2 separate regions of the Homo sapiens genome follow, and region 2 is linked to region 1. Evidence: chromatin loops called from intact Hi-C (ENCODE). Cell type or tissue: Calu3. All regions are shown on one strand. Links, peaks and the distances in the headings refer to the core of each region. The heading gives the core; the rest is flanking DNA. Region 1 overlaps RYR2 (ryanodine receptor 2). Region 2 overlaps RYR2 (ryanodine receptor 2).

What was found. Peaks named below come from ENCODE experiments on the same cell type or tissue, not always from the same donor. Only the 100,000 strongest peaks of a DNase experiment are listed, where the experiment ranks them.
Region 2: a loop joins it to region 1, with 2.5 times the contacts of the local background. A loop is called at or near these places in 1 of 110 quality-filtered maps.

Annotation. Positions count from the first base shown.
Region 1 is chr1:237,734,291-237,739,681 of GRCh38, forward strand. The region is part of intron 79 of RYR2 (ryanodine receptor 2); the gene reads left to right. Among named protein-coding and RNA genes, the nearest start is that of ZP4, 150 kb to the right of the region's middle. In Calu3, for the core only: no CTCF peak of the experiment used is centred there; a DNase peak (open chromatin) is centred at 2,491.
Region 2 is chr1:237,797,301-237,802,691 of GRCh38, forward strand. RYR2 (ryanodine receptor 2) reads left to right here. Exons shown (of 105, transcript NM_001035.3): 97 at 737-870; 98 at 4,556-4,616. Among named protein-coding and RNA genes, the nearest start is that of ZP4, 91 kb to the right of the region's middle. In Calu3, for the core only: a CTCF peak has its summit at 2,758 (motif pointing left); a DNase peak (open chromatin) is centred at 2,731.

The sequences.
Region 1 (5,391 bases), core at 304-5,303:
GCAAGAGAGAGAGAGAATGGAGTGGGGGGCTGTCAAACACTGTTAAACCATCATATCTTGTGAGAACTCACTCACTATCGTGAGAACAGCATGAGGGAAACCGTCCCCATGATCCAATCACCTCCCACCTTGTCCCTCCCTTGACACTTGGGGATTACAATTCGATATAAGATTTTGGTGGGGATACAGAGCCAAACCATGTCAAGAAACTCTTAGGAGTATTGGGAACAGGTCCCATGGCATAGTAGTGAGGTCTGCTTAAGGAAGTCTTTGGCTGTTGAACCATGAGTTGGCCATGCAAAAATAGTACAGCTTAGTATTTACTGAGTGTTTATGTCATTTACTCCTCTTGACAAGTGGATAAATTGAGGATAAAAGTGGAGTGAAGGTTTTGCTAAGGCTTCTCACTTGGGTACCATGTACTGAGATGGCTGCACCAGAATAATTACAGGCCTGGGGTGAAGAGAGAAGAAGGCAAAGTAAATTGTGGATGCGTTAAAGATGCCTGTGAGACATCTAAGTGGAGGTGTCAAACATGCAATTAGACATTCATGTCTGACATTCAGTATCTCAGGTAAGGCTTATAAATATAGACTTGGAATTTATCAGCATTAGAAGCCGTAGGAGTAGATGATCTTACCCAGGAAGAGATGACAGCATGAGGAGAGGAGGAGGCCTAGGACCTAGCCTGTAAGGACACAGAACATTAAAAGATGGTTAGAAGGAAAGGAGCTCATAAAAAAGTTGGAGAGAACCTTAAGTGTGAGCTAACATAGGAGCTAGAAGCTATAGGACTTATTGTGTGGTCACCAAAATCATGTTCTGCTGTGAGATTGAGCAAGGTAGGGATTGAAAATCTCCAGATTTATTTCATGTATATCACATAAGCAGAGTAAGAACAGCTTCTGCGGTTTGTGGAGAGGGGCCATGGAGTGGGGACATGCTGTAGTGTGAGAAAGTAAGTAGTGATTCAGATGTGAACAGAAATAGTATAGTTGTTTCTTCATTGCAAAGATTGAGAGGGAACAGAAAGATATAAGGTAACAAATATCTAGATGGAATTGTGAGGTTGAAGGGGATTATTTTTGTTTGTTTGCCATTTGTTTGCTTGTTTTTAAAGAGAGAGCCATCTAAGCACACATATATTCTGGTGAGAAGGAGCCAACAGAATAGGAAAGGGAATCATTTGTGAAGTGAGGTCTGGAGTCCATGAGACCTGCTGGAGAAGACAGGTTACAGGACATAAGGGAAAAGCCATGGCTTTCTAATTTATTTTAAACTCTAACCTACAGCAAGAAATACATTTACCCGGTACAGTCATCTCTCAGTATTCATGGGGGATTGGTCCCAGGACCCCCAGTGGGATATCAAAATCCAAGAATGCTCAAATCCCTGACTAATGGCATAGTATTTGCATGTAACCTACACACATCCTCCTGTATACTTAGATCATCTCTAGATTACTTATAATACCTAATACAATGTAAATGCCAAGTAAATAGTTGTTCAACTCTATCATATTGTTATGGAATAATGATAAGAAAAATATCTGTACATGTTCAGTACAGACACAATCACCCATTTTACTTTCTCCAAATATTTTCTATCCACAGTTGGTTGACTCCATGGATTCAGAACCAATGGAGGGCCAACTGTATATTTATAGAAACATAAAACTGTATGTTTAAAGTAACATAAAAATATATGCCATGAAAGAAAAGTTTCACAAAATTTTACTCTTCCTATGAGCAATGTAGTCTGAACTTTTCCATTCTATTTAAACAGAGTTGTTTTTATTTTATCATGAATCACCAAATTGTTTTTATGTCTGATTGATGAGCTGAAACACATAGTTTAATAAACACTGGGTTAAAAGATAAAAGGATAGGGCTGGGCACGGTGGCTCACACCTATAATCTCAGCACTTTGGGAGGCCGAGGCGGATGGATCATTTGAGATCAGGAGTTTGAGAGCAGCCTGGCCAACATGGTGAAACCCCGTCTCTGCTAAAAATACAAAAATTAGCCAGGCACGGTGGTGCACACCTGTAATCCCAGCTCCTCAGGAGGCTGAGGCAGGAGAATTGCTTGAATCTGGGAGGCGGAAAGTTGCAGTGAGCCGTGATTGCACCACTGCACTCCAGGCTGGGCGATGGAGTGAGAGTCCGTTTCAAAAAAAAAAAAAAAAGATAAAAGGATAAAAGATACAAAGGGAAGAAGGGAAGGCTGCCAGGATAATGGGAGGTTGGAAATGTTTCCTTTTAAGGTTATTTGCTCGCTCTCTCTCTGAAGACAAAAGGACAGTCACCTGCTGACACCTAAGTGTTTGATGAAGTCTATAAAGGAAGGCTAGAGGAGAGAGAGAAGCAAAGGAAGGCTGGAGGAGAGAGAGAAGCACTGAAAGAGACATCGTGGCAATTGGCATGGCACATGGGCTAGAAATTAAAATAGGACTCACGGACTGTGAAGGAAGCCTGGTTTATTTTAGGCTGTTGTCTACGAATTTGTAGCAGTAATGCTCCCCCTGGCTGTGTGAGGACAACTAGCAATTCTCAGAACCAAATGCAAATTCTGAGAAGCCAGGAAGTTAGATTCATCAAGGGTGAAGATTTCTGCCAGACTCTTGTTGAGAACAGTAGATCAAAGCAGGTTTGTATGTTGCTAGGAGGTGGCTTGTAAGGAAATGAAGAAAGAGGGAGGTGAGAAAGAGATTGTAGAGCAGCCCCCAGCCTGGGTGTTCTCTGCAGCTGAAGAATCGAAGTGGGCTGAACAGGTAGAAGCTCCTGGTTTGAGAATAGGTAGAAGCTCTTGATTTAAGAATAGGTTGTTTCTGATTGTTAGAGTTCTTCCTTGTGAGTGAAACTGAATTTGCCTCCATATTGATTTTGTTGGATCCTAAAGCTAAATCTAGTTTCTTTTGATAGATGGTCAAATATTTGAGGAGGGCTACCTTGTTGATGCTTTATCTCAAATTTTCCCCTTCATAATTAAATAATCATATTCATTTTATTGTTTAATGTAACTCAGGGATGTCCAGCTTGCACCACGCAGTTTGTTACACTCGGCACATTCTCCAGTATATTCATATGTGCCACCCAGAAGTTAATCAAACACGGTATTCCAGTTACGACCTCACCTGCGTAGTGTGTATGGGAACTGTACCCTCACTTGCACTGCCTTAGGATCTTATACATTTGCCATCAATGGCAAGAATGCATTAAATTTTCAGCCAGGTCATGTCAGCTATCCTGTATTATACTGTTGACTTTTAATTTTTTAATTAAGTATATGTCATCATTTCTATAATTCAAGTCAGACCATTGCCCCAGGCTGAAATCTTTCTAACATTTGATTCTGTCATACACTGTTATCTCTTTCCATTTGTGTTAACCACAAACTTAAGTGTGATTGATTTCTCTGTTTATCTCAGTTGGTAGTGTGCAGCTGAAATTTTTATACCCTTTCCCAGACTGGTTAACCTACTTTGTTTTCAATCCATCTAAACATACTTTTATAAAACTCATATTTCTCATCTCCTTTCATGAGATTCTTAAAGAAATCAAGATGTTACTGTGATTGCTTAAACTCGAATTCTAACTTTGGTAAAACTGCCAAAGATGGATGAGTATTCCTCAGTGATTTGCTTGATAACCCATTTTAGACTATTGTTGATTATTAATATCGAACTTCCTAGCGGGTAGTTTTTGGAAGCTGTCTTTCCTCATTTTAAAAATTAGCATCCCAGTTGTCTGGAACTTTCACTTGGCCTTCATGGTTTCTCGGTTTACCAACAGTCATTCTGCATCCACGGATGTTACTTTTGCTTTGAGTCTTGATACTTGAGACTTGAACTCACTTTAAGAGACTGTTGTATGTGTCTTCCTCCACCACTGCAGGTCCCTTGGAAGGCATCATTTATATCTTACTTAGGTTTTTGTTTTTCAGTTTTAATTGTTTTTTAAACTTAGGAACACAGAGTTGGGTTAATGATAACTCTGAATTCATGATACACAGTCACTGTTAGTCCACTAGTGTCTACTTTTAAAGTTACTTAGTCATTTCTAATAATGTAGTAACTACCCATAAACCCACTTCTGACAAGAAACAACCTAGAGAATTTACGTGTTATCCTATGGGCTTCTCATTAACCTATACCCTGTCTCCCCACACAAAGAAACCATCATTCTAAACCTTGTGCTCAAGATGCCCTTGCTTTTCTTTTCATGTAGTTTTCATTTATTTATATATAGATAGATAAATTTTCATATATATATAATTTAAGTTGTTACTGACTTTTAAAAGGGCAGTAGGCTGTGTGTAATATTTTGGGCTCTACTTATTGAATTAATAGTGTTTTCTAAGATTCCTCCATACTTTTTTGTGCTGTTGGAGTTCATTTTTTTTTATTGTTGTGTTATTTCCCTTTGGGCAGATATACCAGAGCTTATCCATTTACCTTTTTCGTTGATAGACTTTTGTATCACCTCTGTGTTTTTGCTAATGTGAACAGGGATTGAATGCCTATTCTTATCCATTTCACCTATCTTACAAGAGCTACAGGGTGTACCCATTTTCAAATAAAGGAACAAATGTCATACTGTTTTCCAAAGTTACTGCATCAATGGACATTCTTAACAACAATGGTTAAGAGAGATTCTGGTGATCCACACCCCCTCCAATATTTGATATATGAGTTACTGACTTTTGTCAACCAAATGGGTATGAAATGGTATTTTGCTGGAGTCATGATTTTCATTTCTCTTGGCTAGGTACTTTTCTGTATTACAAACATCACTTCTTTCTGAAACAAAAGAGCTGATGAGTGGTTCTGCACGTCCTCTCTATTATGATGAGTACAGCATCTGCTCTAAATCATGTGCTTACTGCTCCTTGTTGACCATACTTTGGTGATAATTTGAAAAATCATTTTACATCTTTGTATCTTTCAAGCCACACTTCATTCTAAACTCTATTCCCCTACTCCTATCATATATACTTCCTCTTTAAAAAATCCTATGGAGAACTTCAGTGCATCCCATCGGTTTGCTGTTGCCACCCCTTTTTGTCTGCATCATGCCTACCCTGCTCGATTCCTTAGAATGTCTCTTTACCAGCTGTCATCCCTCTTGGACTATTTGAAGCTGCTTCACCCCAACGGTGGTTTTACCAATTTGAATAAGGTAACAGTATGGAGGAAGATATCTGCAATGATATCACAAATTAAACACTCAACAATGTTGCTGCTGTTTTGAGTTTCCAGCTAAGGGAACTCTTTCCTCCTAGTTCTCCTCCTTCTCTTATTAACTTTTTAAAATATTTAAGATACACATCGTTATGCCTAGTGTTCCATTCTTTCTTGGTTAAAAGTATAAAATGCTGCGGTCACATTCTT
Region 2 (5,391 bases), core at 168-5,167, 63 kb after region 1:
GATTGATAGACATGGAATCTATACTAGATGCTAATTAAAATGAGGATGGTGACAAGGTTGCAGGTCCTGGTGTTTTACTGAAGAATTGCTGGGGTCAGGATACTCAGGGGAGTGGGTTAGAAAGATGGGCATTGTGGCCAGAGAGTTGAAGGGTTGAAATTGAGACCATGGAAGGATGCCACCCCTGTGATGTGCCCCCTATTGGCATGCAGAGGTCTATGCAGAAGATCATTGGCTGGGGAGTCAGGCATGGCCTGGTTGCTTCCTGGACCCATCTCTTGCTGAGTTTAGCAAACTTAGGCACATTACATGAAGTTTTCTAAGGTACAGTTTCTTTATCTGCAGAATATCAATAACGTGAAACCTACATATTGTGACAGTCACATGGAATGAAGCATAATTTCTGGCACAAAGTATTAATTTAGTAAAGGTCGTTCTCATTCCATTTCCCTCCATTTCTTATGCTTTTATTTCAGCTCATCATCTTCTTTGGTATGACTCCCTCTCTTGAATGAGAGAGAAATCTTGTTCCTCAGATAGGTATTATGTAAGATGCTGTGAATTTGTTTAGACCTTAAGCAGTGTGATCACAGAAGGTGAGCCACACACTAGATTTTAAGTGATTGTTAGGGCAAATATACAGTAAGTATAAAAATAATTAGATGTTTTATACACACATATAGATGATGTTACTTAATGGTTGAAGCCAACAAAATGCTTTTTCTCATACCCCAAGGTTATGGATAAATATGGAGAGTTCTACGGCCGAGACAGAATCAGTGAATTACTTGGCATGGACAAGGCAGCTCTGGACTTCAGTGATGCCAGAGAAAAGAAGAAGCCAAAGAAAGACAGCTCCTTATCAGCTGTGTAAGTGTTACTTCGGCTCTATCCTACAGACTTAGATTGAAAGGGGAAAACATTAATACATTTTTAAACTTGTGCATTGATTTCCTTTCCTTCAATGTCAGAAGAATAGATAGATGAGGAAAACAGAAAGTATATAAAGTCTACTTTTACACTTCTTGGTATTTGGAACTCTGGAATTATTGGATTTTTTTTCTATTAATTTTTGGAGGTACCTTTTAATATTTATAAGAGAACAGAAAGACTATGTTTTTTACTTAATTTGCCTTTTCTGTCTTTAAATGATCCTTAAATCTAAGTAAAACACATGCAAAAACTCAATATATGGCTGTTTTCTGGTAATTCCTGTTTGAAAAAACGTTAATTTTCTTATGTTTTGGAAAAGGGAACTATGTAGCCCTTGTATTTAAAATGTTCAGAGGAACTCATATTACTTTACTATAAGTATTGTATTGTTTTGAACAGCAAAGGCTTAGTGCGTCAGAAATAATATACCATCATACCATTACTTGTAAAGTTTACTTCAAAATGAAACACTCTTTATATACTGCTTTCATGGAATAATATGTTTCTAAACCAGTTGAGTTGAATGCACCTGAATTTAAATGTCACACACACACACACACACACACACATATAGTGTGAGTGTACAGATATATACATACATCCATTTAGCAAATTTGATCAACTGAATCTCTGGAATAAAAGTAAAACATGCTTTTAAAAACGTAATTGCTTATTGTAGTCACTTAATGATTTTGGAAGAAACATAATACTTTCTCTTAACATGAGTAGGGATGTGATGGTTACTTTGAAAACATATTTCTGGTTCTGTGAAGCAGTATTATTTTCTTAATCTGTTAGCTAGCATTAAAAAGATAGTTTAGCTGGCCTATCTCATTGGTCATATTGTTTTTATCTATCTGAAAACTTATTAAGGTGAACTTGTTTTTGAACTTACTGAAAACAACTTGGATCAGCAAATATGAATTAAGTTCCAAAATATTACTTGAGTACTCTAGGAAAACAAATGTATATTTAAACGTTGTGCCGCTGCCTGTAAAATGAAACACCGATGGGCAATCCTTAGGATCTGTGTTCCTTATGTTAGAATATCATGAAACAAGAACTAGGGTGTGAGGCTGAGCATCCCACAAACATTTTCAGATCCTTAACAAGCAATATAGAATTAAATAGTTTTACTGAGTTATGCATTTTCTGTGGTCATATTTGTGACTCTAAAAAAAAGTCTGAAAAAATAGAAGGGAAGTTTAGACTGTTTTTCTACTATGAAGAAATAGTTTTAAATTGGCATAGTTTTCTACCATTATACATAGTAACTGTTTGTAAGTAAGTTTGACCCCTAGCAAAGTACCAAGAAGTTCATATGGCATTTAACACCTTGACATATGGAGAATAAAATTAGAAGAATAAAGTTCTGGTAAATAATGTACAACTAGGAAAAAGATTTACATATAATGTCTCTTTACTAAAGCATTTAGGAAGGTCAGGTTTTAAAAGATTATCCGATTTCTATATGAACGCTATCTTAATGGGAACATTCAAATACAAAATGATTTATATATTTATTTATCAAACACATAAGGCTTGGTATGTGCACCTTTAAATAAGTGGCCAGCTCCATTCCTGGGGGTGGAATAGCTGCAAGCAGTCTGGAAGGCTGCAGGTGTCTTCATTTGCGTCCTCACTGGGGAGGAAAGGAGCTCATGTCTCAAAACATCTCCAAAACTCACCTTCCTGGTTATAGTTTACCCTTGACTGGAGCTTTGGAGTCCCCCCGCCCCCCAACCAGGAAGGCCGTGTTCTGATTGGCTTAGCTCAGCCATGGCCCTCCCCCAGAGGTGGGGTCAGCCTCACCGAAACAAACAGCATGGCTGCCACCTACGGGTGAGAAATGAGTGCTGTGTGATACTGATGGTATATTGTCACACTAATGTATGCTAGAGATGGAAAATAACTCATAAGAATAACTTTTAAAATAAAATAAATAAGAAACCACCATAGGAAATTCATACATCCTGATATAAACCATTATTCTGTTTTAGATTGCTTTAATGTAAAATAATTATGCTCCCATGCAAACTACTACATTTTTTCCCCCAACTCTTCCTTTTTTCATTTAAGAAAAAAAATTCTTATATTGAAACCTGTTGTAAATATTTGTGGCACTTTTTTTAAAGGCTCCTGTGATAATAAAATTAATTATAGTTCAAAGATAACTTTATTTAAGGAAAAAAAAATTGTTTTTAATCCTGGAGTAAGTTAAATGAGCCTTAACCCTTAGTGAAAAAAATCTCCTAAAAAGTCACCTTCGATTTGCAACTACTTAGCATTTATAATTTAAGAAAGATTCGCTTAATTAAAAGAAATGATTAAAGAAGTCAATAAAGACTAAAACATTAAATCTAGAGAAACCCTTTAGAAAATAATATTGCCATTATGTTATATTGCATTATTTCATATCAATTACTTAGAGCTGGAATATTGGAAAGGCTGGGAAAGTTACAATTTCTAGCCTATAAATCAGTGGCAAGTTCTGAAAAAATGAAAATTAACACATATATTTTAATATACGTGTTTGTAATCTGCAAAGATCACAAATATTTACTTTAGTATTTATCCATTCAACATATATGTATTTAGACATTCAGTGTGTGAGCTGGGGAGTTCACAGACAAGTGAGAGAGGCATATAACCACCTACATGCATATACCAGCACCCACAACTGTAAGACAATGTGGAAAATAATAATAAAAGGAATTGTCTACAAAATGCTATGAGAACTGAGGGGAAGGGCTAAATTCCTGCCTGGATGTAAAAGGAAACAGAGAAGGTGAATTTTCTGGAAATGAAGTAAAAACAAAACAATTTAAAAGCTCTTTCATTTATAAAATAAGGTAGTTGTAAAATAAATGTGTATATTTATGCTAGCTTTTATTATTTGAATCAAAAGTTATTCTGTTGGAATGCAATTGCAAGTGCATATGAAAGTGAGGAAATGTTTGATGTGTACATATGTTGGCCAATTTAGTACAGTTTCAAGGAATAAATGTTATATGTAGCTGGGCACAATGGTGCATGCATGTAATCCCAGCACTTCGGGAGGCCAAAGCGGACAGATCCCCTGAGATCAGGAGTTCAAGACCAGCCTGGCCAACATGATGAAACCCCATCTCTACAAAAAAAAAAAAAAAAAAAAAAAAATTCGCTGGGAGCGGTAGCACATGCCTGTAATCCCAGCTACTCGGGAGGCTGAGGCACGAGAATCGCTTGAACCGGGGAGGCAGAGATTGCAGTGAGCCAAGATTGCACCATTGCATTCTAGTCTGGGTGAATGAGTGCAACTCTGTCTCAAAAAAAAAAAAAAAATGTTAATACTGAATGTAGGAAAGGGAAAGGTGAAAAAGAAAGGACTATTTTTAAATAACATAAGACGAAGGTGATGATGTTTTGTTTTCCAAGATCCTCTAAGAACACATCATGAAACTCTAGGATACAGTGTCAGAGTTGGCTCTCAGCTCCTCCCTTGGCATCTGGGATAGAACTCGTTTCCCAAGAAGGTGTCCAAGTCTTGTCCCATTGAATGTGAAGGCCGTCAGGCTCTCGCAAGCCTATGAGTCTTTGGTTAATGTGCATAACTACGCATTTTTTTTTTTTGTCATTGCAGACTGAACTCCATTGATGTGAAGTATCAGATGTGGAAACTAGGAGTCGTTTTCACTGACAACGTAAGCCTACTTCATTATCACAAAAGAAAATGCACTCTGATTAGATAAGACTGTGGGAGTTCTGCAGATGGAAGGCTGGTTATTTAGAAAATGTTTCGAATACCAATTCATTTCATACAGACCAGATCTGGAGAGAGACCCACAGAATGATATGATTAATGAGCCCATCTCTCATTCCATTTCTTTCAATAGCTGAAATAGTAAAATGAAAATATATGAAAAACTGAGATGCAGATTTGTGAGTACGTTCATTAAGGTTTTAATTGGACAATGGCATACTTCAGTTTTATAGATGTTAAAAAGAAACTCCTAAATAATTTTAAAAGAACATTAATTGTGCTAAATTTAGGTTTTCCCCAAATTAAGTACATTAACTTATGGAGTTTTATTTTATTTTTTTTATTCTCCTTTTACCAAAGAGCCTTTGGAGACTAAATATAGGGCCGTAATATATATCCAAATAGAAAAAAATTACCTATTACTAAAAACCGCCAGGTGTCTCAAGATTTCACTCTTTAATTTTAGCACTGACTTTTATAGTTCACGTTAGTTCCATTCTCCTATTTAGAAGCATTTGATAGCCCCCAAATTCTCCTGCCTCTATCCTTATCCCTTCCCTCATCCAGCCATGGGCCCAGAACTCTGGGTGTCTTAGGAGCATTCTCTAAGAGTTCAAAATCAGGTCTTCCAAGTATCTTTCAGAACCATAAACTATTAATACACTATCTTACAACTAATTTCTCATCCAAATGGGAGCAACTCCCCTGAATAACAA